Regions from separate parts of the Homo sapiens genome. Here region 1 is linked to region 2. The links are chromatin loops, found by intact Hi-C in ENCODE. Cell type or tissue: PC-9. All regions are shown on one strand. Each heading gives the region's core, and the rest is flanking DNA. Links, peaks and the distances in the headings are about the cores only.

Evidence for each region. Hi-C counts contacts between places; a loop is a spot of excess contacts. Peaks named below come from ENCODE experiments on the same cell type or tissue, not always from the same donor. Only the 100,000 strongest peaks of a DNase experiment are listed, where the experiment ranks them.
Region 1: it touches region 2 in a loop (2.4-fold over the local background); 8 of 110 quality-filtered maps call a loop at or near these places.

The regions. Positions count from the first base shown.
Region 1 is chr6:134,371,775-134,387,053 of GRCh38, forward strand. No RefSeq gene overlaps it. Among named protein-coding and RNA genes, the nearest start is that of LINC01010, 58 kb to the right of the region's middle. RefSeq lists a silencer at 8,719-8,778. In PC-9, for the core only: no CTCF peak of the experiment used is centred there; a DNase peak (open chromatin) is centred at 7,477; H3K4me3 peaks cover 1,066 bases; H3K27ac peaks cover 1,455 bases.
Region 2 is chr6:134,428,018-134,443,296 of GRCh38, forward strand. It overlaps CT69 (cancer/testis associated transcript 69), which reads right to left. Exons shown (of 5, transcript NR_125852.1): 5 at 1,013-1,198. It overlaps LINC01010 (long intergenic non-protein coding RNA 1010), which reads left to right and starts at 9,699. Exons shown (of 3, transcript NR_038217.1): 1 at 9,699-9,864. RefSeq lists enhancers at 7,885-9,084, 8,234-8,528, 9,686-9,745. In PC-9, for the core only: a CTCF peak has its summit at 9,511; DNase peaks (open chromatin) are centred at 8,334, 9,174 and 9,544; H3K4me3 peaks cover 1,206 bases; H3K27ac peaks cover 2,554 bases.

The DNA.
Region 1 (15,279 bases), core at 2,742-10,741, 58 kb before region 2:
CATAAGCCACATTCTGAAAGGCCGTACACCCACATATACTGTCTGGGTGCCTGAAGCTCTGCCTTCCATCTCTGCCCACTGGGCTATGATTGTAGCATTCCATTTTGCTCTTACTGGGGGAAGTATTCTTGTCCCTCTCTCCTGCACCCAAATGCCCAGCTGCTGGCTGGGACTCATGAGTAGAAGGTCAGTGTAGGCTTCAAAGCTAGTATTTCCATTTTTCCCATTCTACTACATCTGCCTCCCATGGCTTACTTTTGTTTTGTTTTAGAGACAGGGTCTTGCTCTGTCACTCAGGCTGGAGTGCAGAGGCATGATCATGGCTCACTGCAGCCTCGAACTCCTGGGCTCAAGGGATCATCCCACTTCAGCCTCCTGAGTAGCTGGGACTACAGGTGTATGCCATGATGCCCAGCTCCCATGGCTTACTTTTGGAACAATGTGTTTGTCAAATTAAGTACACAGGCCTGCAAGAACTGGGAAGGAGAACTCTTATCTTACTTAGTACCTCTCGACATGTACTTTTTGCTTTAGAGACAACTAAGTAGCCATATCAGAACAAGTGTCAGTTGAAGGATACCTTTAAGATATTCATTTACAAATGCTTTTCTGAATGCTTTGTGTATGATAGTTCCGTATCTCATTATTAATTCTTTTAAGCTTTTAGTGCAGGCAAAACTAACATGTTTAACATCAGTCCTCTTATTTTTTACTATAAATAGTTGCAAGAATTAAATGAAATAATATATTTAGAAGTCTTAACACATTCCACACAGCAGTCACTAGCTATTATTACCCTTCTAACTGTACATGCTGGCAGTTATCTGGCTCAAGGAGTTTTTAGTGGGATATGATATATTTTGCCTCTCAATTTTGAGTTTTAATGCTTTTTACCATCAAAGGATTGACATATCTTCCTGGAAAAGATAAAAAAGATCTTTGAAGATTTGTTTTCTTCAAAGTTATGACAACCACAGCAACGTGCCTCAGTGTAGATACTCTGGTTGCTAAGGACCGCATAGATCAGGGTAAAAAGTGGGCTGATGGTACCTGTCATTTTCTTTTCTTTTCTTTTTGTCACTTGGAGGGAAGAAGCAGCTTGGTAGATGCTTGGGCTTGTGTCTGAGGCATCACAGCAGCATTGTGAAAAAGAATCAGTCAGCATGATGGTATCTATCTTTTTGGACTGACTTCTGGACGGATCTGCCATTCTACCGCTGTACTTTGCTCTTCAGGGAAACATGGAAGCACATTCCCATGCTAAAGAAACTTCTATGTGATCAGTTCACTATGCAGAGCACTGGGAGTTTCCCTCCTCAACAGAGATTGCAGCACACAGCCTCTGCCTTGCTCAACACCACAAGATTCTGTGTCAATAATCAAGGACAAAATAGCTCTAAAATTAAATCTTATTTCCAGCCTAGAGAATTTTTAATCTAGATTTACAGACATCATAAAAAGTAATGATTACTATGTCAAGAAAGGTAATTTTCATGAAGGAAATGACTTCTAATCCAAATGGTTTATTTGTAGGATTAATGTCATATGAACCTGTTTTATACAAAGTTGTAGGGAGACAAAAAAAAGGGAAGAAATTAATTTCGAGCCTAAATATACCAGTAAATAAATAAGTTGACAAAAATGAGCTAATTTTAACTTCAAATCACTCACCCAATTCGTCTTGTACAATAACCTCAGAAACACAAATACACCATGTCCGGCTGCATATGAAAGTGGCAAGAGCTTGTCATTTCCATTTTTAAAAGGAGAAGCAAATGTGTCTAGCTTACTCAATTTTTTCCTAACTTCAACTTTCATGTTTATATAACCATCAGGGAGACGTGCTGACTCACAGTCAGCCTCTGGGGCAGCACTTCCCTTTTCTTTAGTTCTTGAAGAAACAAGTATGGTGCTCCCAGGAGAGTGGACAAGCTAACCATGTGAGTTTTTTATACACACAAGTAATATAATCGTGTACATTTATGTTAATTGACAAAAGTCTGAACAAGATAATCCCTAAACAATAAGAATGATTTTATTTTATTTATTTAATTTTTTTGAGATGGAGTCTCACTCTGTTACCCAAGCTGGCTTGATCTTGACTCACTGCAACCTCCATCTCCCAGGTTCAAGTGATTCTCCTGCCTCTGCCTCCCGAGTAGCTGGGACTACAGGCTCACACGCCACCACACCCAGCTAATTAAGAATTATTTTAAGCAAGAATTGCTTTTTAAAATGCTAAACAAAATGATAAAGTCCACAAGTTTTTAGGTTTGTAGGTGAAGTCTTAGCTGACTTCCCACCTCCAGCAGGTTGGAAACTGTTCTTGATGCTCCCATAATACTTAGGATTTACACGATCATTGCGACACTACAGCACTTAATAGTAGCCAGGAGATAGAAGGTTCCGTGTATGGGGTACTGAGTTTGCACTGCACTTCTTCTCACTCCAGGCCACAGACCCCCGGACTCTACTTCCTTCCTTAGAGTCAGGAACTAAGAGGAAAATATTCAGCTTGGTTTTCTGGAGTGAGAAATACAGGGTTGAGACTACGTCAAGACAGTTATGTAAATAATGTAGGTGAAAAACTGAAGAAGAGATGAGGAGCCACCACAGCTTCCCAATCGATTTATTTGCTTCCAACTTTTCCAACATTGCTGCTCAGTGAGCTTTCAAAAATGCCAGTCCAATTAATTCACTTTTCTGCTTAAAACCCTTCAGTGCATCCGAGGGGACTTGAGATAAAGACCAAAGCCCTCACCTGCCCTGGAGGCCTTGAGTGACATGGTCCTCCCCTCACCTGCCTGGGGAAACCACTCTTGCTCCTGAGGGCTCCAGACTTCACCTGCAGTTGCTCTCTTAGTTCATCGAAACAGATGGGCTTCTTCCTGCCTCAGGGCCATTGCTCCTGCTGTCCTCCTGCCTGAATCATCGCAGCAGACTGCCAGCCCTTCTGCTGTCTTTGGCTGCACACTTCTTTTCTTTGGCCAGCCAAGAGATGACTGAAGTTTGAATTTGAATGCCTTAAGGCCAGTAGACTTCCTCCAGTGGGCCTTCAGTTCTAATATTTCTTGTTGTCTTACCCCTGCCAGATGCACACATTTGTGTTACCTGCCTGATCTCTTAAAGGAATTTGAGTTTGCAATCTCTGGACTAATTAATGTCTACTGATCAACCAATAAAGCACAAATGCCACCTCCTCACAAAAACTTTCACAGCCCCACAAAAAATCCTGTACTTTCCCTTCATAGCACTTGTCACAACAACAATTAAATAACTAATTGTGTTATTACATGTCTAAAGTCTATATTCCCGGCCAGCATGGACATTCCAAAAGGGCAGGGACTCTTGTCTTTTTCACCACTATGTTCTTAGTGTTTACATATAGAAGGCACTCAATGATTGAATGGATGAATGATAAAGCTAAAGTATTCCAAAGCTTAGTGACATAAATAATTCTCTAAAAGCTTTAAATGAGAATTATAGGCAAACATTTTTCTGAGATTATTTGAGCCTAGTCCTTCCAGGAGACACTGAGATCCCACAACCCTGAGGATGATATATCACGGGAAGCTCATGACAGTGATTTCGTACTACTGTGCTAGGTCTAAAGGGCAGAAGGAATGGGGAAGCCAAGAGGGCTCCAGGCTCCATGCAACTAATGAAACCATAGCAGCTCTACTTGCTAGACTTTTATCATTATTCACTTTCTTTCTTTCTTCCTTTTTTTTTTTTGAGACAGAGTTTCACTCTTGTTGCCCATGCTGGAGTGCAATGGTGCAATCTCGGCTCATCGCAAACTCTGTCTCCCGGGTTCAAGCGATTCTCCTGCCTCAGCCTCCTGAGTAGCTAGGATTACAGGCATGTGCCACCACGCCAAGCTAATTTTGTATTTTTAGTAGAGATGGGGTTTCTCCATGTTGGTCAGGCTGGTCTCAAACTCCTGACCTCAGGTGATCTGCCCACCTCAGCCTCCCAAAGTGCTGGAATTACAGGCATGAACCACCGCGCCCAGCCTGTCATTATTCACTTTCTATCTTTTATGTAAATATAGTGAATTTCTGCATAGGATTTGTCTGAACAAACCTTATACCAAGGCTTTGACAGTGTCTATCTTATTGGTTATGGTATCCATGGCTCCTAGGATGGTGCCTGGCACTGAGTGTTGGTGTCTATGAATGGTAACCTACTTGTGGTAAAGATATTTACAAAGCTAGGATCAGATTTCTGTTGTGTTTCAGGATCAGGAAGTAGTGAAGCTGTCCTATTGCAGGTAACATTGGTAGCATTACCTATCACATATGATGAGGGTTTCTTCCATCCATTCAGTCCAATTGCAAAACCAAATCAAACAACTTCTTTTCCTTCCCAAATGATATTTAATTCAAGTCCTTCAAATGCATTTCGAAAGCTTCTCTTGTCCATGCTCCTTCTCTATGCTATGTTGTCTTCTCTGCCTGTAGTCACATCCAAAAGGCAATGAATTAATTATCTTCATAAGTATTTTTCTTTATTTCCAAACGTGATCAGAATGTGCCCAAAGAATTCTTCATTGCAATGTTTTTGAGGAAGTTTGACTTATTATTATTATTATTAGGCTTCATTTTATCTGAAGCAAATTAAAGTGGACAATTTTCTATGATGATGGAAAGTCTCGCTATGTTGCCCAGGATGGTCTCAAACTCCTGGCTTCAAGCAGTCCTTCTCCCTTAGCCCTGCAAAATGCTGGTAATACAGGCATGAGCCACTATGCCAGGGCAAGGTTTTTTTTTAATGTGATAATTAGCAGTAAAAGTGGGATAAAAGACATTATATGGACCAGTACATGCCGTGTTCATGGTGCCAAATAGCTTCCATTTCCGCCCTTCCGCCCTTGCCTCTTTGCTGCCTTCTGGACCAAAGTTGTCTGTCTTGGAGGCAGACTTGTGTAATTACTTTAACAATCTCACTTGCCCTCTGGTTTCTGGTTGGCTTTGTCCAATGGAGAGCCCCTGCAGGAGGTCAGAAGGAAGATCACAGTGCGGTCTGGTCCCACATTCCCCTGCTTCCTGCCTACAGAGTTGGCTTGGGCTGGCTGCATGATTGCGAGCAAAGACCATAACTCCTCTCAAGGTGACCCTTTCCACACTCTCTCCTCTTGCTCCTTTACACCTCAGGGTTGTAACATCTGCTGTGACTAGCCCCAGCATGTCACTCTTCTTTGTGGTTTTCCCACATCTGCCTATACCCTATCAACAGTCCCTTTACTCAACCCTCCTGGAGTATGCCACTTGCTTCCTGTTGGGGCCCTGATTGATATACCTACTAGGGATTCCACTTATGATCACTCTCATTTTGCTCAGGAGTCGAAGTTATGGTGATAGACATTGTATCCACAGGTGTAACTACTTGAAAGAGAAGCAATTTTTGGAATCATACCCTACCATCTGCCTTTGTTTTATTAGATCTAAAAATCTAAATTAACCATATTTTCATTTTGTCCTAAAATGCCTTATTATTGTATTTTTCTCAACACTTCTATAATATGCCATGCATATTCTTATTTTTTGAAAATTATATAATTTGTTGGTAATTACTAATTTTATGTACCTACACTACTTACTCTGTTGCCAGGCTGGAGTGCAGTGGCGTAATCCTGGCTCACTGCAACCTCCCCTCCTGGGTTCAAGTGATTCTCCTGCCTCAGCCTCCTGAGTAGCTGAGATTACAGGCACGTGCTACCACACCCGGCTACTTTTTATATTTTTAGTAGAGAAGGGGTTTCACCATGTTGGCCAGGATGGTCTCGATCTCTTGACCTTGTGATCCACCCGCCTTGGCCTCCCAAAGTGCTGGGATTACAGGTGTGAGCCACCACACTCAGCCTGTGATATAATTTTCTAATATAAATGAGGGGGCTGGGCACAGTGGCTCACGCCTATAATCCCAAAATTTTGGGAGGCAGAGGCGGGTGGATGACCTGAGGTCAAGAGTTCGAGACCAGCTTGACCAACATGGGGAAACCCTGTCTCTACTAAAAAATACAAAAATTAGCCAGGCATGGTGGTGTACCCCTGTAATCCCAGCTACTTGGGAGGCTGAGGCAGGAGAATCACTTGAACCTGGGAGGCGGAGGTTGCAGTGAGCTGAGATTGCCCCACTGCACTCCAGCCTGGGCTACAGAGCGAGACTCTGTCTCAAAATCAATCAATCAATCAGAGAATTCACAAAAGGAACTAACTTACAGAACTTTATAGCTGGTTACTGGTATTGCTATCCAAATTTGCTGCTTTTCATGCAGGTGTCTTTGTCAAGGATGGGCTGTGACATAAAATGCAAACAACTGTTTTTAATGCTACATTTAGTATACATTTTAAGTTCTCATTTAGGGCAAATGTTCACTGCAAATTAAACTAGAATATACAAACATTTATAATGTAAAATATAACTTGTATTAGGGGTTCCTCACTTGAAGAAAACCCAAAATAAAACTCAACTTGATAAAAAATATTTGAATATATGGGATGATAATTCAAGGTTTTTCCATGAAATAGGAATGTCTCAAATGTCAAAAAGAAAATTGAATTTGAAAGTCCTTTTGAGCATACTGGTTGACTAAAGTGAAGGACACCTTTTTTATTTGTTTATTTATCAATTTACTTATTTATGAAATTTTAAAAATTAAGTAAATTTGCTTCCTCCTCATAGCCTCTTCTCTAAAGCTTATCTTAATCATGTCTTCTCCTTAACCATAAGCCTACATGCTCCTAATTTTATGACTTTGTGATCACTGCAGGTTTTTATACCGTTACTCTAAACAGAATTCCAGGCTTATCTTTGCCATACCAATATCTGATGAAAGTTGTCAGCTGTATACAAAAACAAAATGACCTTCTGCTCAAGTTCCCTACCCCCACCCTCCACCCCACAATGACTGTAAATATAAACACATTTTTAAAATTTCTTAAATATTTTCTTTATAGAAATCCAATTTAATCTCTATATCTGCCAGGATATTCTTTCAATTCATTTATCAGTACACCTTTTGAGGTTATAATAGTATGGAGAATTATAAGGAGAGTTCTAAACCAGGGATAACAAGTTAAGTAACAGGAAGATGCATAAGAAAATCTATTGTTACTGATGGAGGGTCTTGACTACAAGTCTTCCAGGCTCTTGACATTTTGAACAAATAATTGGACAAAACGCACAAAGAAATGAAAGAATGAAGCAGCGAAAGCACAGATTTATTGAAACAAAAGTACATTCCACAGAGAGGGAGCCACAGAAGCAAGCAGCTGATGAGCGCTTGTTACAGAATTTTCTGGGGTTTAAAAATACCCTCTAGAATTTCCCCATTGGTTACTTGGTCACACCCCATGTGAATGAAGGAATGGCCCACAACCAGTCTGATTGGTTGCAGAAGGCGACCAATCAGAGGCTGAAGTGAAGTAACAAAGTTACACTCTTAGGCAAATGAAGACTAGGCCCACAACCAGTCTGACTGGTTATGCGAGGGGGCCGATCAGAGGTACTTTCCATTTATCATCTGCCACACAGTGCAAAGGGAGTAGCCTCTGATCCTTTTGTTACTTCAGTGTGTAGAGGTGGGGTTTTCCTTTTGATTCAGTTATAGGAAGTCAGCACAAATCGGCCTTAGTTTCCCGGCCTCCACACCCTATTCTCCTGTCTCACTGTGGTTTCTTTGTTCACCTTTATCTGTTTAATAGCATGTATTCATGCTTCTCACTGCCACTAATATGTGTTTTGGATGATGCAGCAAGCTAAATACAATTGCTTACAGGTCAATTCATTGAAAATATTTTCACTTCAGCCCTCTTCAAATTAAATAAGTGAAATGAAAGAATAGATCAATTAATCATTTTAGTAGCTAGGCCCTGGGTTATTGAGGTCAGTGACCTTGGTGGGCTGATAAATGAATTTGATCCTGGGGAGGTTTCTGTTTCCCTTGTTTTAATCATTTATGTGTGCCCTATTATTCATAGAGAGAGGTACAGTGCTAGCACTCCAAATTCAAGTTCATTAATATTACACAACAGATGCAGGTGTTTCCAGGACGGCTAAGTCAGAATAGCCCTTTTCACTGGAAAGTGTGAAAGCCAAAGTAATTGTCTTCCAACTATGCAACAGGCACAGAAGTGCATATTAGGATTACTGAAGTTGAAATTTTTACCTGACTCTCATTTGCTTCTTTCCATGCTTTGAAATAACCTTTTCCTTCTTCCTTCTTCTCCTCCTCCTTCTCTTCTTCTTTTTTGTTTTTTTTTTTCTTCTTGTATTTCAAAAATCATAAGGCCAGTAATTTAAAAGCATGGGTAGTCTTTTTCTTTATGAAAGTTTAAGCTAAATACCTGTGCATCTTCATACACTCTTGCTTACTATTGACTGAACAAGTTTGGAATTGAGGAATGCTGATGTTCTAGTTATGCCCATTTTCTTCTACCAAACAAGGTATTAAGTTTTGTCTACATATACAAACTATTGTATAAACAGGAACAAAATGAATTCTGGCAAAAAAAAAAAAAAAAAAAAAACTGGTTATTTTTTAAATGTTTATTTGAATGGGTAAAATCAAATAAAATAGCCAATGGATTATTATTTATTTATTTATTTATTTGAGCCAGGCTCTCACTCTGACGCCTAGGCTGGAGTGCAGTGGCATGATCTCAGCTCACTGCAGCATCAACTTCCTGGGCTCAGATGATCCTCCCACCTCAGCGCCTCTGTAGCTGGGACTGTGGGCGTTCACCACAACACCAGGCTAATTTTTTTGTATTTTCTGTGGAGACGAGGTTTCGCAATGTTGCCAGGCTGGACTTGAACTCTTGGCCTCAAGCAATCTGCCCGCCTCAGCCTTCCAAAGTGCTAGGATTACAGGCGTGAGCCACTATGTCCAGCTGCCAATGAATTATTTACCTAAATTGAACAATTTTTTTCAAATGAGTCTAAAGATAGCCTAACACTCAATTTTCAATCCTCACTAAAGCAGGAATTCTCCAGCGCTCAGAGATAAACAAACAAACAAAAATCCAAGAAAAATATATGGAGCCTTCTTTTTATAATTTGAAATTCTGTAGGTAATTGCATCCCTTCTACCCAGATAAGCTTTCAGTTTCCAAGTTATTCTCATGCTGCCCTAACTCATTTTGAGGATGCAACATTTTAAAGATGAAAAATTTACTGCTTTAAAGAATAGGAAGAATAAACATCATCCATCTTCTAAGATGGACAGCCTTGTCATTACCTCACCTGCTCTTTCTGTATATGCACAGGACTAACATAAATAGTTACACTGAGCCTTAAAGAATTATGCTTTGAGAAGTGATTTAGAAAGAAATAGAGAAGATGAGGGGAGAGACTACAAAAAGGAAGATACCTTCAGCAGGGAGCTGTATGACATTACAACCGTAGCAAAAGCAGCTACTGTATTTAAACCTCCAAAAGAGTGCTGAGCCTGAAAACTTGAGATTTGAGGCACCACATGGATATGTAGCACCTTGGAATGATTTTTGTTCCTATTCTTCTTTTGACTGAGCTCAACTTTAATAGTAGTATTTCACTTTTATCTAGCATTTTATAGTTAACATAACACTTTCGTATAATGACTACAATTTATTTGGCATTAGATGTGTCATTATCTCATTTAATTTGCACAGCAATTGGATGACATGGATTCTACTATTATCCTAATTTTACAAGAAAGGCAGTGAAGCACAGAGAGATGAAGTAACCTGCTTTTTAGCTACGCTGCCATTCTGCACTCAAGCATCCTCTTAGTCTTCTTGACAAGCATATAAGGTAGATACCATCTACTGCTTGCTTAAGAGAAGAGCAATTGCTGATCAGGGAGATTGAGGAATGTACCCAAGGTCACTCAGCTAGTAGACAGTAAAACTGGGGCACAAAGCCCGGTTTAGATTTCTAAATTCTTCCAAGTTGCTTCTAGTGACACTTTTTTTTTTTTTTTTTTTTTTTTTTTTTGCAACTGGAAAATATGGGCTAGCTGGTGAAAGTTCAGGTGGCTGGCAATAATTTTGGTGTGACTCTGAAGTCTTTGAATCCTACTTCAAGACCTACGTACATGGATACAATAAGTATAATTTAATTTTATGTATGTATGATTATACTCTACAATATTTATACTGTTTATATTATGTATTTTATAAATTTTTATACTAAAATCCTAAATGCTAAAATACTAAAATCATGAAACAGTATTTTATACTATTTTATACTGTACTAACACCCTTAAGTTACTATGGTATGTGTGTACCTTAAGGGTGTCACTTATAACATTCTACTGTTTTTCACTGCTATTGTTCTCTCTGAAGGGTCTGGCACTGTGCCTGGTGCATAGCGCGTGCACAGTACATCATAAATGTTTCATGTATAAAAGAATGCACGTGCCTATTTAGGCACACACAGTACTTATATAGCTTATCTTTAAGATGCAGGAGTGGAGATTCAGACTGTCCTTGGATTAATGTAGAAAGTGAAGTGTATCAGAGACCATCTATGTGGTTCACCTGCCTCGCTGCATTCGGTTTTGCTTGTACAACAGAGCATGTGCTGCATGAAGCAGCAAGATGGCTGCTCAGTTCCGCAGGCTGGATACAGCAGGTCTGGTGGAAGGCAGTCCCAGCTGCTTAGATTTTGCCCATTCTCTCTCTCCAAAAAGTAGAATTGCAGACTCTATGGAACACAGGGGTTCAGGCTCACACAAACATGGGTGTTATTACAGAGCAACAGCAAATGCACTACTGATGGATGCAGCGGGTCACTTTACCACGTAATTTTTTTTTTTTTCTTTGAGACAGAGTCTTGCCCTGTGCCCCAGGCTGGAGTGCAGTGGTGCTGTTTCAGCTCACTGCAACCTCCGCCTCCCGGGTTCAAGTGATTCTCCTGCCTCAGCCTCCCAAGTAGCTGGGATTACAGGCGCCCACCATCACGCCTGGCTAAGTTTTTGTATCTTTAGTAGAGACGGGGCTTCACCATGTTGGATAGGCTGCCCTTGAACTCCCAACTTTGTGATCTGCCCACCTCAGCCTCCCAAAGTGCTGGGATTGCAGGTGTGAGCCACCGCACCCAGCCGACATTACCACATGTTTTTCTCATCAGAAAGATGAAGAGTTCAAGCTGTATGACCTGTGGGTCCCTTACAGCCCTAAGCTCTACACTGTATTGCCTGTGGGTATGCCACATTAGAAAAATAAATATCAGGCTCATCTCAGGTACGCCTTAGCAAACTGGACTCTTGAAACAGTACCATCACCATCTTCTTATTCTGTCGTGATGCAATAAACATGAAAAGCAGTGAGAAATGTCCTCTAATGGTAGCTTTGTTAATTAACTACATAGTATTCTAATTACCAAACAAACAGAATATTTGATAACTATTATGACCTTGGTGGGCTGATAAATAAATTGGATCCCAGAGAGGATTGGCTATATCAAGTTTCCCTTTGCTTTACCTAATCATTTATGTATACCTGTAGGCTCTGTGTGTGTGTATATATGTGTGTGTATGCGTATGTGTGTGTGTGTGTTTTAAAGAGTCATTTAGATAAGGAATGGTTGGGGTGGATGAACAAGATTATTAAACAGAATATGTATTTGGTTTGTTTTTTTCAAAATCAAATTGACTGTCATCAGGATATTATTTAGAAACCATTGCTCAGGTGGAGAAATGGCAGGTCAGGCCTTTGAATTTATGCCACTGGTCTGGGTTACTGACATAGAGAAAGTAAAATTTGATGATAGATTCTTTTAAGCCACTGGTTCATCTCCTTTGTTGGATTTATTCTTCCAGTTGATTTTATTTTGTTAGTTTATTTTTGATTTTGCTTTCTTTTTTTTTAATTTGGGAGTTGTCTTTCACTAAATACAGTTATTATGTACTAAATATATGTGTATTTTTCTGAGTGAATGTTGCCAAGTGTTCATCTTCAAAAATACAACACTGATCCTAACAAACATAAACATTGGGGTAGATCAAATTGAAAGAGTGCATAGATTAGCTCTTGATAAAAAACTACTGAAAACTCCCCTTTACAACTGGCTTTTAGTAGGAACAGGAATATCAATTTACCTTATGATCCAGGGTTTTTCAAATGTCTTTCGCCATGACCCACAGTAAGGAATATGTGTTTCTCATTGTGATCCAGAATATATGTGTGTGTATCTGAATAAAAGTTTCACTAAAAATATTTTTTCTTACTATGTGTGTGTAATGTGCTCTGATACTTAAAAAAAGAAACTCCTCTATGTTATTTTTTTAAGTGATGGCTGTAATTCACAAAATTGATTTATGACCCACTAATAGGTGGTGACCTGCAGTTTGAAAAATATGACTTAAAACCAGTAATGCAAACACACACAGAGAATTGTTTGGTCTTAGAGTAGATACCTATAAGTATCAATCAGCCATGTCATAATGGAACAGTTCTACTGTGAATGTTTACTTTTTAAAATCAGCAGTAGACCGTGTGCAGTGGCTCACACCTGTAAACCCAGCACTTTGGGAGGCCAAGGTGGGCGGATCATTTGAGCACAGGAGTTTGAGACCAGTCTAACCAACGTAGTGAAACCCCATCTCTATAAAAATGCAGAAAATTAGCTGGGCATGGTGGTGCACACCTGTAATCCCAGCTACTCAGGAGGCTGATGTGTGAGGATTGCTTGAACCCAGGAGGCAGATGTTACAGTGAGCCAAGTTAGTGTTGCTGAACTCCAGCCTAGGCAACAGAGCTAGACTCTGTCTCAAAAATAAAATAAAATAATAAAATATAATCAGCAGTAATATTGACGGTTTCCACAACAGCCAATGAAGGCTTAGGTCAGGAGTGTCATTATCCTTCCAAGGACCCTATTTACTCTCTGACATCAGTGCCTTTTTTGGGACCACAGTGTTTCTACTGAGAGTGGCTTTAACTAACCTGACTTGAGGAAAAAGATCTTCTTCCCATGATTGTGCCTCTGAATAGCCACTGCATCTAACCTGAGCAACACAGAAAGACCTGTCTCTAAAAAAGTAATATATTGCTGGTGTGCCCACTAATTTTCTCTTCCCATATACTATTCAACCCAGGCTAGTTTCATGTATTTCTTTTTGGCATTTCAAGCTTAAATATCTAGAGCCTTTTACATGCTCTGCCATACTTGAGAAATTGCTGCATTATCAGAATCAAAATCAGACACTGCACTGCCCAAAGAGACTTTGGTCAGAAGCAGATATATTCACTAGTCCTCTTGAATCTCTATGTTACATCGAAGCTATTTTCTGAAAAAAAGTCCAGGAAAAACAATACTCCAACAGGTGATGCAGACATAGGAACTGCGCTTTCCAGATGCTTCTGAGTGTTTTGGGCTATGCTTGTAAGTTTATGTGTATGAGGACTAAGAGTATCTAGAATAAGACTAGGCTGTTATTGCCCACATCTCATCTTCATCTTAAGGATGAAGCTGTTGCCAAGCACAGACTAGGTGAGGCACTGGTAAACATTATACTCAGTCAGTTCTGATTGATTTCAATAGGCTAGAAGTAAAAATTAATTCAAAAGTAGAGTCACTTTAACCAAATGCAAAATATCATGTGCCTGTCTCTGTCTTCCTCCAACCACCTACCTCTGGCCCATAGATTTGTTTGGGTTTGGCTCTCACAGGGTTTAAACAGCAACCAAAAATTGGATTTGTTGAAGTGAAAATTTGCATATAAAAATCTGATTTTTGGCACCTGGGAGATTTGGCAGCCCTGGGCAGCATTGCCCCGTGGGAGGGTGGCTGGATGCCACCCGTTTTAGATGGGTCATGGACTCAGACTCACCCGAACACTATTCAACTGACCACCTTCCCTCATGTTACTTTCCTGACCCATCTGTGCTTTTGAGTTTGCCCTTGCCAGATAGAAAGGAGGTTCAGTGGCACAGATTTTTTTTTTCTGTTTAACAGCTCTTATAAAGTTACTGTGCTATGTGGATGTTTGTGTAACACCTTGTATTTTATCAAGTATCTTTCCCTCAAGGCACTCAAAAAACTATGCAAACACAAAAGGGTTAATAACAACAACAACAACAAAACAACAGAAAGGCTGAGTAAGGTGGCTCAGGTCTGTAATCCCAGCACTTTGGGATGCTGAAGTGCCAGGATTGCTTGAGGCCAGGAGTTCAAGACCGGCCTAGGCAAAAAAAAAAAAAAAAAAGAGGAAAGAAAGAAAGAAAGAAAGAAAAAAGAAAGAAAGAAGGAAGGAAGGAAGGAAGGAAGGAAGGAAGGAAGGAAGGAAGGAAGGAAGGAAGGAAGAAAGGAAGGAAGGAAGGAAGGAAAAAAAAAAAAAAAAAAAAAGCAAAGAAAAAAGCCAGGCATGGTGGCATACACTTGTAGTCTTAGCTAATTGGAAGGCTGAGTGAAGAGAATCCCTTGAGCTCAGGAGTTTGTGGCTGCAGTGAGCTAGGATTGTGCCACTGCATTCCAGCCTGGGCAACAAACAAAGACCCTGTCTAATAAAGAAAAACAAAACAAAAAACTACCGATACCTCTTGGCTGGGCAGACTATAATATCCTAAAGAATTGCAGAGTCTGGGTAAATGCCTGATTTGGAGGAAAGTGCCCCAAAGGGCAGCCTGTCCAACCTAAGGGGGTCCTTGTGACCCTTTGATGGAAGCTGAGCAAGTGAGTCAAATGAAGATGGGAAGAAAGCCAGTGGGAGCAACAACTACCTCTTCAGCTTCCAGGGATTTGCTAGGGAGCTTGCTACAGCCATACATACGCCTGGTAGGTCTTGTCCCAGAGGACATACGTTTTGAGATGAACTCAAACACTTGGAACGAACTCAAATGTCCATCAATGATAGACTGGATTAAGAAAATGTGGCACATATACACCATGGAATACTATGCAGCCATAAAAAAGGATGAGTTCATGTCCTTTGCAGGGACATGGATGAAGGTAGAAACCATCATTCTGAGCAAACTAACACAGGAACAAAAAACCAAACACCGCATTTTCTCACTCATAGGTGGGAATTGAACAATGAGAACACTTGGACACAGGAAGGGGAACATCACACCCCAGGGCCTGTCACGGGGTGGAGGGCTGCGGGAGGGAGAGCATTAGGAGAAATACCCAATGTAAATGACGAGTTAATGGGTGCAGCACACCAACATGGCACATGTATACGTATGTAACAAACCTGCAAGGTGTGCACATGTACCCTAGAACTTAAAGTATAACAAAAAATAAAAATAAATAAATAAATAGAGACCAGCTAGAGATAGTTTCTTTAAA
Region 2 (15,279 bases), core at 4,959-12,958:
GACAGGGAGGGGTTTCTTTAAGCGATCTGGAGAGATGGGAACCCAAAGCAAGACAGTATTTAGACAGAGAGCTGGAGAGATAGCCAGACTCTAAATCCTGAAGGTCTTACATACATGCTGTCCTCTAGCTCATTATCATCCTAGAAAAATAATGCAAACCACAGACAGAATTTTATATTATCTAGTAACCTCATTGCACAAGTAAAACAAAACAAGTAAAATTCATTTTAGCAATACAATTTATTTCACTCAATATATCAAAAATAACATCATTTCAACACGTATTCAATACAAAAATTATTATTGAGACAGCTTACATTCTTTTTTATTTTTGTACTGCCTTTGAAATACAGTGTGCTTTATTCTTAGAATGTGTCTTAATTCAGACTAGGCAAATTTCAGGTGCTCAATAGCCACCCAGGACTAGTGGCTACCATATTGAGTGGTTAGGTGAAATTTTTCAAGGATACCAATTCTAAGAACTGTTCAGTGAAAATGGCTGGGAGATCTGCCTATTATATAATCCTCCAGGAGATTCATATGAGGGATTCATATATTAAAGTCTTTGAAAAGTCTGCCAGAAATACAATGATTGTACCTTCTGCTTTTCAAACTTGTGTAGCCACAGGACCTTTTGTTCCTCCAGTGTAATCAATCCCACGCAGTCAGTGCTCCTTTGGACCTGCCTCGGGCATCGCTGCTTCTCTTGTCGGCAAGTTGCCGAAGGATCCTTCCCTAGGCGGAGATCAGTTAGACCACTTGCATCGCATAGGCCAGGTTGTGGAGAAGGAGACTGGAAACAGAGGTCTGGGAGGATCCAAGCATCAGGAAGAACCACAGAGGTTCTCATTGTTCCCACCGGTAATTAACTCTTCATTTATAAAAAATGTGAGCTTCCAGGGATTTCATCGGACCTCCTCCCAAGTTGTAGATTTGATGAGAATGAATTTCCCGTTCATTTTCGTTGCTTTGATCAATAATAAAAACCTCATGAAATAAAGCACTTGTAAAGTCTTATGCAAACATTTTATTGACATGCTCAATAAAAACCTGTTCACTTTTACTGTTTCCAGTTCTTGAAGATTTAAACAGATTGCCTCTTTGAAGATTTTCTATTTATTTTTTCCTTTTTTTTGTATTTTCTGCACTCCACTGTTACATTTTCTGTTTGTATCATAATGCCATTTTTTTTCTTTTTCTATAGGAATAAAACAGAAAGTGTAATTATAATCAATGTGTACAAAATGTAATGTATTTTTGTCAAAAAATACAAAATCGCAGTAAGGAAAATAAAATTATATGTGCTCCTAAAATATATTTTTCATCTGAAATATTTAAAATAATTAAAATTAAAAGTAAAATACAAATTATAATAAATATCTAATAAGAATTTAAATCAAAATTATTTCAACTAGCTAAAATTTTTGTTGAGTTTTTAAAAAGCCTTTATGATATTTACAAAACACAACTATTTGCAATTTTAATTTTAATATTCACCTATTGCTGATACTAAAATTGGTATCATACTTCACATATTATGTCTAGACCTATGTAGATACAAATATAAGAGTAATATGAATTGTTTAGTATTGCAAAATGTTCCCCATTCTCCATGAGCAACTATAGAAAATACTGCTCTAATTCAAGAGTTCCTCTAGAACCACCAAGCCTGCTCTTAATATTTGTGGGGCCTGAAGCAATATGTGAAGACCCACACAACATGTGTCTAAATATTTAGAAGGTGTAAATCATATTAACAAACAATAACATCAAACATTTTCTATTTCCTAATCTTGTGAATATACGTTGTTGATCTGGAAAGTCACGTTCAAATTTAGAACTCTTGGTCTTCTCAGAGAACCATGTCAGAAGGAATAAGTAAAAAAGTGTAAGTAAATCTGTCCTCCAGCCCCCAGCTCTCACTCCTACTTTTCACACCCCCTTCTCTTGCCACCTTCAGCTCCACCCCCATGTCTTGTGGGATCTTGCATACTTGCATATGGATATCCCAGTCTGCATGTTCAAGCTCTGACCATATCACACACAAACAGCTGCTCTGGGCCATCTCTCAGACTTAGTGGTGTGCAGAGTGGTGGCATAATCAATCGTTAGGAGAAAGGATTCAGGGACGAGGCCCGTACAGGTCCTGGCAATGGGCCCAGGACTACTTGTGCAGGGAAATCTAGAGTGGGAAGAGAGATGGGCTTCAGGTAGGCATACCTTGGCCCTCTGTACTACTAGGCCTGTGAGGAAAGGCACGGCCAGAGGAGGGCCAGGGTGGAGCTTTTTCAGGTACAGGACCAGGGCCAGAATGTGGAGGTGCTACTAGGAACCATAAATTAGAATACAAAGAGAAACAGGAAACTGGCACAATTGGGAACCAATATTTTGTTATGCTCTCTGAGAGGAAGAGTTTGGCAAGTGTATTAGTTTCCTAAGCCTGCCATAACAAAATGACTGGGTGGCAAGATCAAAGTGTTGTCAGAGTTGGTTTCTTCTGAAGCCTCTCTTTTTGGCTTGTAGGTGTCTGTCTTCTCCTTGTGTCTTCATATGGTCTTCCCTCTATGTGTGTCTGTGTCCGAACGTCTTATAAAAAATCAGTCTTATGAGACTAGGGCCAGCTTGAATGATCTCATTTTAACTTAATTACATCTTTAAAGACCCTTTCTTCAAATATGGTCACATGCTGAGGTACTGAGGGTTAGGGCTTCAACATAAACATTTGGGGAGAACACCATTTAATCTATAACAGCAAGTTCATTAATTTGTCTTTCCAGTTCCCGAAACACCTGCCTGCTGAAATTCCTCTGCAATGTGAAGGAAGCAGTGTTTTTCTCTTATGTAGGTAATGACCCAACCTACAATTTAATAGCTTTCAGATAGTTGCCTTTTGTTTGGAGAATGGTTTTCTTTTCTTTCCTTTTTTTTATTTTGAAACAGAGTCTCTCTCTGTCAAGAGGCTAAAGGCTGAAGTGCAGTGGCGCGATCTCGGCTCACTGCAACCTCCGCCTCCCCGGTTCAAGAGATTCTCCTGCCTCAGCCTCCTGAGTAGCTGGGACTACAAGCACGCGCCACTACGCCCAGCTAATTTTTGTATTTTTAGTAGAGACAGGGTTTCACCATGTTGGCCAGGATGGTCTCCATCTCTTGACCTCGTAATCCGCCTGCCTTGGCCTCCCAAAGTGCTGGGATTACAGGTGTGAGCCACCGTGCCCATCCTGTTTGGAGAATCGTTAAGGGAAGAGATGTGGAGAAGACAAATGGAGATGTGTTTCCCTGGGGTTTGAATACTGTTAGTCATGAGAGTGGATGTTTGGGATTGAGTTGACTCTTCTAATGCTAAGCATCAGGTCCTGAATGACAGAGGAACCATGTGTTCTTCAACCATTTGTGTGTGTGTGTGTGTGTGTGTGCAAGTATTTGTGAAATGCCATTCCCTCTATAGCCCCACACCCAGGGGCAGGTTCCTTCTTGTCTAAATCTACAGGAAATATTGAAAAGAAAGTTGAGGGATTCCATCACAGCTGTGGAAGCAGGAAAGGGAATGGGGGGTGGGTAATTTGAAAAATATTTACACAAGGCAAACTATGTGGGATTTATAATAGGGAGTAAGAAGGAGGACGGAGTCAAGAGTAATTCTCTGAGGTCTTTCTTGGATGATTAGGTAACGAGTAATATCTTCAACTAAGGGAGAGAATCTTGAGAAGCTAGGTTAAGGGAAAAGAGGAGCTTCATTTGGGGCAGGCAAATTCCCCAAGCAAATTCCAGCAATTGTGACTCCTCAAGCTCACGTTCCTATCATATATAGAGCCTGGTTAAATTGTGCCAGTAGCAGAACTTGATTTTTATAAACAATGACAGTAATTGGTATACTAGTTAATAGTCAACATAAATCACTTGAATGATCAGGGTTTATTAACAATAGTAGAGTCACTACAACAGGGATAAAGAAAAGGGAATATAAGGGCATAACATTTAGAAGTGTTGTGCAAAAACAAAAATAAGCATAAATGAACAAACAATAGAAGCAAGAGTCTGAAAGATTTGTTACCTGTTCAGCTATGACTTCGGTCTGAGGCCTCTAGAGCCACAAAATTCATGGATTCATTTCCAGCATGTTTACTTACCATTTGACATCAAATGGTAGGCACTGATGCTAACAACAATTAAGCCAAGTTTTGCATTCCAGGGAAGTTCAACATTTTCACTCTATTGCCCAGGCTGGAGTACAGTGGCGCAATTTTGGTTCACTGCAACCTCTGCCTCCTGGGCTCAAGTGATCTTCCCACTTCAGCTTCCTGAGTAGCTGGAACTATAGACATGCCATGCTTGGTTAATTAATTTTTTTTTTTTTTTTTTGTAGAGACAAGAGTCTCACTATATTGCCCAGGCTGGTCTGAAACTACTGGGCTCAAGTGATCGGCCTGCCTCAGCCTTCCAAAGTGCAGGGATCACAGGCATGAGGCACTGCTCTCAGCCTTTTTTTTTTTCTTCTTCTTTTTAAGAAAACACACGTAGAAAACCTATTGTGTAGGATATTCAAAAGGTGGAAACAGCTTCAGTGTCCACCACTGGCTATACAAAATGTGAATATCCTGGATAGAGTTTCTGTTCTGATAGAAAAGTTTTGAAAATAGTGATGATGGTTATACAACATTGTGAATGTACTTAATGCCACTGAATTGTGCACTTAAAAATGATTAAAATAGCAAATTTTATGTTATACATACTTTAGCACAATAAAAACAAAAACCCTTCTGTGTAGGTTTTGAGGACACAATCAGGTTGAGTAATCCAGTTTTTCTCTTCCAATAACATAGTCTGATACGTTTTAAAGGAATAATTCGAAAGAAAAATAGATATGAGCTTATATCCCAATTACTCAGTATGAGACCCAGACAGTATTTCAGAATATAGCAATTTTCAGTTAAATAGATGCTCGTTAACATTTAGAATAAGGTTTTGGGGTCATCAGCTCATTCTTGATGCAAGAAAAATCTAAATGCATCTTTAGAGATGAGCTCCTCTGGGTCATTTCTACTTGCTAGATTCATATGCAGTGCCCCAGTTTTAAATTAACAAAAAAAAATCAAAAACCCTAGAAGATTTCTTAGTAGGAAAAATATGTTTTATAACTCAAATGAAGCAAAATCCCTAAATCTCTTTTTTTCCCCAGATTTGCAAATGCCATTCTCCTTAAGGCATCAGCTCTAATTTTTTCTGCTTTATTTTTTAAAATAAACTTTTAACTTTATAATACTTTTAGGTTTACAGAAAAGTAAGATAACTATAATGCACCCCACGCCCAGTTTCTCCTATTGTTAACATGAGTGTGGTACATTTGTCAAAACCAATGAGCCAATATTAATACATTATTAACTAAAGTCCATACCGTATTCAGATACCCATAGTTTTTTGTTTTTGTTTTGTTTTGTTTTTGAGATGGAGTCTCACTCTGTCGCCCAGGCTGGAGTGCAATGGTGTGATCTCAGCTCATTGCAACCTCCACCTCCCGGGTTCAAGTGATTCTCCTGCCTCAGCCTCCCAAATAGCTGGGATTACAGGTGCCCATCACCATGCCACGCGAATTTTTGTATTTTTAGTAGAAATGGGGTTTCACCATGTTGGCTAGGCTGGTCTCAAACTCCTGACCTCAGTTGACCTGCCCATCTCAGCCTCCCAAAGTGCTGGGATTACAGGCGTGAGCCACCACGCCTGGCCAGATACCCGTAGTTTTTACCTCACGTCTCTTTTCTGTTCCAGGAGCCTATCCAGGATATCACATTAAACTGAGTTATCTGGCTGGGTGTGGCAGCTCATGCCTGTAATCCCAGCACTTTGGGAGGCTGAGGCAGGCAGATCACTTGACGTCAGGAGCTTGAGACCAGCCTGGTCAACATAGCGAAACCCCTTCTCTACTAAAAATACAAAAATTCGCGAGCATTGTGCTGCGCGCCTGTAATCCCAGCTACTCAGGAGGCTGAGGTGGGAGAATCGTTGGAACCTGGGAGGCAGAGGTTGCAGTGAGCCGAGATTGTGCCACCGCACTCCAGCCTGGGTGATAAATTGAGGCTCCAACTCAAAAGTAAATAAATAAATAAATAAATAAACAAACAAATTAAAAAATTGAGTTATCTTGTCTCCTTAAGCTCGTCTAGATTGTGACAATTTCTCAGACTTTCCTTATTTTTGATGATGGTGACAGTTTTGAGCAAGCTTGGTCATGTATTTTGTAAAATATCTCTCAGTTGGTGTTTCTAGAGTGTTTTCCTCATGATTAGACTGGGGTTATGGGTTTTGAGGAGATCACAGAGGTAAAGTGTCATCCTCACCACATCACATCAAGGGTACTTGCTATCAACACGACATCACTGGTGACGTTAACCTTGATCACCTGGCTGGGGTGATGTCTGTCAGCTTTCTCTGTTGTAAAGTTGCCCTCCGCCCCACCCTTTTCATACTGTATTTTTTGGAAAGGAAGTCACTATGTGGAGCCCATACTTAACAGGGTGGGGAGTTACACCAGAGTCCTTGAGTGGTGAGTAGAACGTTACAGCACAAAAAATTGCTTTTTGTGCACCCTAATGTATACAAATTTTTGAAAAATCACTTAGGATATTAGGGGATCCCAGAATGGAGTGCAGGCTATGACAAAACAATCTAAGTGTCTTACAGATGTATAAAATAATTTCCCTGAAGGAGGTGGGAGGAAAGTTGCTGACCTAAACAACTTTAGAAATGAATGGAGACTACAAGACCAAAGGCAAAATAAACTGTATGTAAGCACTGTATTCTCGTCAATAAAGTTGCATCTCAGGAGTATAGTTTGATTTTGAGGGCGTTATTCATGTGTACTGGTATTGAGCAAATAAATGAGTGGATGGTGGATGGTGGGAGCCAGGTTTCTCACTGTTGGAGTGGAAGGTGACATACAAAGACAGGAAAGAGGCTAGAATGATCCATGTGGTATAGGATTAGAGTTGAGACAACTGTATGCACTCACATTTAGCTTAATATAGATACGAATAATTACATATATAAATACTTATAGATATGTGTACATATAATTATTAGAACACACGTATATATTTCCCTGTTCTGTCAACATTCCAGTAGCAAGAAGATCTTGATTTCTTTTATTTATTTATTTTTTTGAGATGGAGTCTCGCTCTGTCCCCCAGGCTGGAGTGCAATGGTGTGATCTCGGCTCACTGCAACCTCCACCTCCCGGGTTGAAGTGATTCCCTGCCTCAGTCTCCCAAGTAGCTGGGATTCAAGGCGCCCACCACCAAGCCCGGCTAATTTTTTGTATTTCTAGTAGAGACAGGGTTTCACCATGTTGGCCAGGCTGGTCTCGAACTCCTGACCTCAGGTGATCTGCCTGCCTCAGCCTCCCAAAGTGTTGGGATTACAGGCGTGAGCCACTACACCCGGCCCCAATCTTGATTTCTAATACCATTCTCCAATGGTTACTTGGAGACATGGCTGATTTTAGGACGGGGAAGGGAATACCTAAGATAAGCCTGCAGCATCTTGTAGTTCCAGAAGGCAAGGAGGCACTCAAATGAGAGCAAAAAATAAAAAAATTAAAAAAAAATCCACAGTGATGGGAATATGTCAAAAAGACACACGGCTGAAAAAGTTCCCAATGGCCAAAACTGAAACAATTTAAGCAAATCAATCAATCGATCAACAGTGCGCTGTTGGACTATAACTCAAAGCTTAAGATAAATATCCACATGCCCATACTGATGAAAATAAGTGATTAAAGAACTGAACAAATAGGAGAGAGTAGACAAATCCTCAGTGCAGAAGAATTCCAAATGATTTTTGTAAACCTAATTTTTATACCTATAATTTTCATTTCAATGTCATAGAAAACTAAGTGAATTACTATGAATACTATATTTGTAGAGGAAAGACTAAGGGATGGTAAGGCTGCAGAGCATCCTGTAATTAAAATGAGAAAACCGAAAGTCAAACAAAGTCATCAGTGGGCAGATTTTTATATACTTCAGCCTTAGGTTTCCTTGGTAATAACCCTATCTGGCAACTACTACTTATTCCTACATAGATCTTAAGAACACAGCTCTCTGGAGTCTCCTCATACCTATTTGAATAACGAGGTGTATGTGTCCTCATACAAGAGCACATTCACTTCCACCTATGCACACCCTCGAGAAGAGAAAGGAATGGAATATTTTTGTTTTTATTTGTAGCTAAAACAAGATTTCACTGTTTACTAGTTTCTAAATACCAAAACAATGATGGGATTCTGTCATCTTCCTGGTCACTTACTGCTCATCGCTCACTGTGTGGGGAGTGCAATGAGTCAGTGGCAAATGCTCTGCAGACACGCCCCTTGTTCATCTGAAACGCACAAAGGAGGGGTGGGCTGTGTGACTAAGCCTGTGTGTGGATTCTTACAGTAAGTTATGTTTCTGAGAAACAGGCACTAACAATAGCTCATTTAAAAAACAAAACACAACGAAATAAGCACCATTACAATTGGTGAAAAACATGTTTAATCTTTTGCCTAAGAAAGTTTTGATAGCCCAACATAATTGAAATGGTGGCTATGCATCGTTCCACCCTAGTTACTCTTAACGGCATGTTTTGAGTCACCAAACGTGCGTCCTGCTCAGCCTTGCCCAGGCAACTGTGAACGACAGCCCTTTCCAGAGGACCTCAGAATGACAGGGGCATGTCACAGCACCTTCCTTTCTTCCAAGAAATGCCAGGTCACAGGGGGTGTTCACTTATTCTCAAGTGACATTCTTGTCCTTAAAATATTTTTTTCCTCCATTATGGTTGTGACAATTGTTAGCATAAATATTAGCCTGAAAGAAGGACAATTCTTATGAAGCCCAAATTGGGTTTAAGTTATAAGTAACAGTTGTGTTTTTAAAAAATAACTCATCCTCATCATACAACCAGATAAAGTAGAAATCAATTGTCATATAAGATATACAAAATTTGGGTATAAATAAAAAGATAACAACTGGATTAAAATGATCCTTTGCCATATTTTACTCTCTTGGAAGTGAACTCTGAGCATACATATAATGATATGCCTAAAAAGTGTCAATGACACAGCTATTTTCAATGAAATTAAGGAAATAAAAGACCCAAAATGCTCATACTTAAGATTTGTTAAACCTTATCCCTGGTCAACATTCTATGCAGATCTGAAACTGAAACTATTGCAAAATGATGCAAGACTGTAAGTACTCTCTGGAGTTTGGGTGCATTATTTTTGTAATTCCTTTTATGTAATGGAACTATTTCTTTTTCCAGGGCCATATAAACACCTGAAGAGAGGACGATGTCAGGTCGACAGATTGTGGAATTTAGATTCAGCACCTAAGCTATTTGAGGTTGACACTCACTGAAATCTTGAGTGTTTGCACCTGCTGTGGAATAAGTCATTGTCCTTGGACACCTTACAAGGTGGAGTTTGTGCACATTTGGGAAGAAGGAGGCGGCTGGCAGAGTGACTTCCTTATCGACCCACTCACCAGCATCTCCATCTCCCTCAGGGGGTGCTGTCCACCCACCGTGTTTTGTTTACATCAGTAGCAAAGACATATGAATCATCTTCCACTTTTTAGCTATGAATGAAGAAGTAACCTCTGACACCCACTAGTGCGACTGGCCCTTACATGCTGGTATATGTCAGACTCTTAGCATCACTCTCATTTCATACTGCTGTTGATGATGTGAATTTTGGAAATATTCTCCCCTATTGGGTCTTTCTCCATGACAGATGATGTCCTTTGGCTTCGGTTTTTTGCCTAAGAACTGTAAGTGGTGCTTGCTAGCCCTACTAAGAATCCTGCCATTGTTGCAAATTTCAGAAAAAAGGTAATGCATTTAAGGAACTTTTCCCTTTGTTACAATTATTTTCTTTCTATATTAAGTAGCTTATAATTAGGATAAAGAGATTACAGAAACAGGGATGGAGAAGGACGGGTTGAGGGGAGGAGAGAGAGTGCTGGAGAGACAATATCATCACTAGGAAAAGACATGAGTAAAAAAATAGCGCAAACAAGAATTATGCTCCTCAAAAAAGAGCTTTCTGGTCACCTTGCAAGGATTCTATAAAAGTTACAGGTTACAATCGAAATAAGTAAAATATTTAGTTAACAAGGAAATGTGCATCGTGCACATAATTACTGAAAGTTATTACCAGTCACTGTGGTAGGAACTGGGGATTAGAGAGAGAACGGATCTGTAGTTCTAGCCTCAAGGAGTTACTGTTTAGCATTAGAGGCAAAATGAAAAAGTACTCATTGTTTCTGCCCATGTTTGCAAAAAGGGGACAAGTTATTGGTCCCCAAAGTAAATGAGATAATGAGAAAAAACTTCAGGGAAAAAACTGAGAATACTATAGCTGATTAACTTACTGTTTAGTTCTCTTAAAAATATCTACCTTCTTATCATTATAATTCTGGAATGAAAATCAGGAGGACTGCCTAGTACTGCCAATTCTGACAGTGATCTGGTAAGACATTTTCAATTATTTCCTCTGTAAATGTTTTAATATCAGATTAGAAATGTGTTTCTACTTTCTAATTTGTAACGTAAGACTTCAAAATCTGTTTGAAAACTACTGTAGAAAGTCTGTGTTGAAGGATAAAATTCCCCGATATTTTAGAATGGACTCTTTGCATTCAATTAATTTATTAGTTAAAGACAGTGATTAATGCATCCTAAAATATTTAGGGATGTAGTCTTTTCTAATTATTTCACTATAGCATAGAAGAATTGCTATTAAGAGTTGGCCAACAGGCCAGGTGCAATGGCTCATGCCTGTAATCCCAGCACTTTGGGAGGCTGAGGCTGGATCACTTGAGCCCAGGAGTTTGAGACCAGCTTGGGCAAAATGGCAAAACTCTGTCTCTGCAAAAATACAAAAATCAGTCAGGCATGGTGGCTTGTGCTTGTAGTCTGAGCTACTCAGAGTTGGGGGCTGAGGTGGGATTCGCCCGGGAGAAACGAATAGAGAGGTCTGGGTATGCAGGGATATAGGGTCAGGTTACCAAGTTAGCTGAGCACATCGGGTCCCCTGTGGATATTGCCACTTCAAAGAGGCTCAAAAGCTCTGAAATTTTATGAAGAATTTTCTCAGGTTTGGCAGATACGAAACTGTTGAACACTGTTAGAGAAAAATGGGGAAAAGTAAACTAAGGCCTATCCAAATTATTATTTTGAATTGCGTAGCTCAAGATGATTTGACCATCACATTAAATTTGTCCAATTAATTTGTCACATTAAATTTGCCAAATTAAAAGTGTATCATGTAGTGACTGATAGTAAACTAAGTACATGAAATTATGGGCATTCAGAAGATTTTTAAAGAACTGATTGGTTTTACTTTGGAACAGTAACAATGCAGTGAGGCATCTTGGGACAAAGATTGGAAGAGGAAGAAAGCCAGAGAATTGAGCCTGACATTTGGGAGCCACTTTTCCCCTTGAACAACAATAATAATGGCCCTTAGGCTTTCTGCGGAAAGGAGGGTGTTTGTTTAAAAAACAAAAAGACAGAGACATATACAGAGACAGAGAAAAAGAAGAAAGGAAAAGCAAAAAGATTCCAGAAATAAAGGGGAAAATATAACCCTTACCATGGAGGAAAATTACAATTCACTTGGATTAACCATAAGAAGATTAAAAAGTCATATATTGACCAATTTTAATGTTTTCTGGAAGAAGAAACACACCTTTTCACACTGTGAGCTGTACAGAAGCCGACTCTGTGGTTTTTGGTGTGTAAAAACATATAGTAATAATAATTATACCACTTTACACCTTTATGGTGTTTTGGGTTTACAGATTCTCCATACAGTTAATCTATTTTGGGTTTACAGATTCTCCATACAGTTAATCTATTTTGATCTTCATACCAAACCTATTCTAAATTGGGGTTTAGAGGAGGTGTGAGGCTGACAAAAAGATGTTCTGCTTTTTGTTCAGGACCTGTGCTCAGGGCTGTGTTCTCATTTTGAGGTTGGATTTTGTACACTCACATTTTCATTTATCTCTCTAGTGCTCAAGATATTCACAAACTTTTTCACTGTCAGGGATGCATAAAAGAACAATACTTTATTAGAGCTATATTCTAAGCCAACTGGGTCGTCGTACCTTAGATTCAAAGTTAGATTATGGCTCAAAATGAATCCTTAGCGTATTTCTGGTGTTCAAAAAGAATAGGTTGAAGCCGAGACGGGTGGATCACTTGAGGCCAGGAGTTCGAGACCAACCTGGCCAACATGGCAAAACCCCGTCTCTACTAAAAACACAAAAAATTAGCCAGGCATGGTGGCGTGCGCCTGTAAATCCAGCTACCTGAGAGCCTGAGGCAGAAGAATCGCTTGAACCTGGGAGGTGGAGGCTGCAGTGAGCCGAGATCATGCCATTGCACTCTGACCTGGGTGACAGAGTTGGACTATGTCTCAAAAAAAAAAAAAAAAAAAAAAGAATAGGTTATTTTATATTTCCTGAATTACATGTAGTTGTAATGCCTTGCTCAGGATCTTGCCTATAGTGGCAAAGAAATATTGCTTAAAATCGACTCTTGAATTACACTAGCATTCTGTAGGCACCATATCAAACATCTAGGACAGGGGTCCTCAATCCCCAGGCCGCTGACCGGTACCAGTCTGTGGCCTGTTAGAAACCAAGCCACACAGCAGGAAGTGAGCAGGGGGCAAGCATTACAGCCTGAGCTCCGCCTCTTATCAGATCAGTGGTAGCATTAGCTTCTCAAAGGAGTGCAAACCCTACTGTGAACTGTGCAGGTGAAGGATCTAGCTTGCGCATTCCTCACAAGAATCAATGCCTCATGATCTGAGGTGGAACAGTTTCAACCTGAAATCATCCCCCACATCCCACCCCACCCCAGTCCCATCTGTGGAAAAATTGCCTTCCATGAAACTGGTCCGTGATGCCAAAAAGGTTGGGGACCACTGGTCTAGGACTTACCCGGTAAGTTAAAGACAAACCTTTAAGGAATTTTCAATTTAGTATCTTGATATCCCTATGTGAAGATATTGGAACTCATTCATATTTTTTGTTTATTTTGTTTTTGTTTTTTGTTTTGAGACCGAGTCTTGCTCTGTCGCCCAGACTGGAGTGCAGTGGCATGATTTTGGGTCACTGCAACCTCCGCCTCCCAGGTTTAAGTGATTCTCCTGCCTCAGCCTCCTGAGTAGCTGGGATTACAGGCGTGTGCCACCACATCCAGCTAACTTTTGTATTTTTAGTAGAGACAGGAATTCACCATGTTGGCCAGGCTAGTTTTGAACTCCTGTCCTCAAGTGACCCACCTGCCTCGGCCTCCCAAAGTGCGGGGATTATAGGCATGAGCGACCGCCTCGGCCCTCATATTTGGTTTTGCTTATATGTCTTATAAGATTATTTCATAATGGTTATCTGCTTCTAAATCTGTTAACTTAGTTTTGCTAAATGTAGTTCAAACAAAATTTATCTTTGGATTTTCATTACCTTTTTGGCTTGTCACAATGAACAACAGGGATTGATAACAAGAGAAAAACAATCCACCTTATTGCAGCAGCCTGGTTTCTGATCCTAGGCACCATTTACTAAATTAGATAATGGGAAAGAATTACTCTTCTCTTTCCCCAAGAGAGTTAGTGAGTGGTAAAAACATTTAGGTGGTGGGTGAGGAGAATGTTTCTTATTGGTAAAAGGAATTTTTAATAGGGAAAGAGACCAGGTGAGAATAGAAAACTAAGGGAAACACAAGGCCATTTTTTGTCTGTTTGTTTTTGAGACAGGATCTCAGTTTGTCACCCAGACTGGGGTGCAGTGGCTCAAATATGGCTCACTGCAGACTTGACCTCCTAGGCTCAAGTGATCCTCCCACTTCAGCCCCCCAAGTAGCTGGAACTACAGGTGTGTGCCACCACACTTGGCTAATTTTTGTATAACAAGGTCATTTTTGATAGAAATATTTATGATATCTGAATTTCCTCCATGTTGAAAATCCATATTTATTGTTCTTATTTTTCTTGTACTTCACTTTCATTGTTCATTAATTACATGGGAAAATAACACTTCTATGCAATGTATAACCATTTTTAACAAATAAGAGTAATAGTGCTGTTTGCACTACTTTGTGTGACATGTCTAAACAATGTAAACTTTTTGTTGTATAGACTTTAGTTATTGTTCAGTACAATGTCATCTGCTGTGCATGACTGTGTGTAGTCTCTCTCTAGAAGTGTATAATTTGCTGACTATAATGAATCTCTTTTGATAGCAAAACTTTTCTTTTAAAAATATTAATTATTAGGTTGGTATAAAAGTAACTGCAGTTTTCCCCATTAACCACAATTGCTTTGTACCAACCTAATACCTGGTGGACAGTGGCAAATGGAATGCAGTCACTTCTGCACTGGCATAGGAGACTGTTTGTCTTATCTTCCCCAGTGAATCTCCTGGCAGAAGTAGTTTCTACTAGGAGAAGAAAAAAAAAATTACAGTAAGACCCCATGGAATGAAAACCTGTGGCGCAAGAGCCTCACTAAATGTCCCAAACACAGGAAGCAACCAGCCAATACTGTTGACTTGAATTCCAAATTGATCCAGTGTTCTTTGATTGTATTTTGACTAAGTAAAGGCATCTCTCTATATACTTGTCCACTTCGGGATTTATCTGTTGATTTTTGTTTGCTTGTTTTTGGTCTCTAAAGGTTTCAGTTATTTTATGAGCAGATGCTTTTTCCATTATCTTTCCTCTCTTCTTTGCATTAGCATTCCTAAAACATACACAATCAGTATCTCTTACCAGTTACACTAGAGGTTGGCTTGCTTAAAAAGCAGTAGTGTTATTTCTTCTAGCCAAGTACCAACTCGTTGCAGTCAGGCTGGAACCCGGCTATTGTCCTGACCTGTGGCTTCAGCTCTGGGGCAGAGGATGCAATGTGTGCAATGCAATGCACACGTCGATGCAATGGTGTGCAGGAGCTGGCCTCCACTACTTCATGAGAGCTGTTTGTGTGTATCTCTTTCCAGCTTCACGTTAACCGTAGTGGGAGTATTTATACCATGGAGGTCAGCAAACATCACAGATCAGATCTTTTTTTTCTTTTTCCTCCAGAAAGTCAGTAGTTAAGCACTTACCAGCACACCACTGGTTAGATATGAGGTGGAGAGAGAAGTTGAAGAGGGGTGGAAAATGAGATCATGAGCTATTCAAAGGGCCCATAATAAAACAAAAGAGTGAACCAAAGCAGCTTCATGTTCGTCAGTC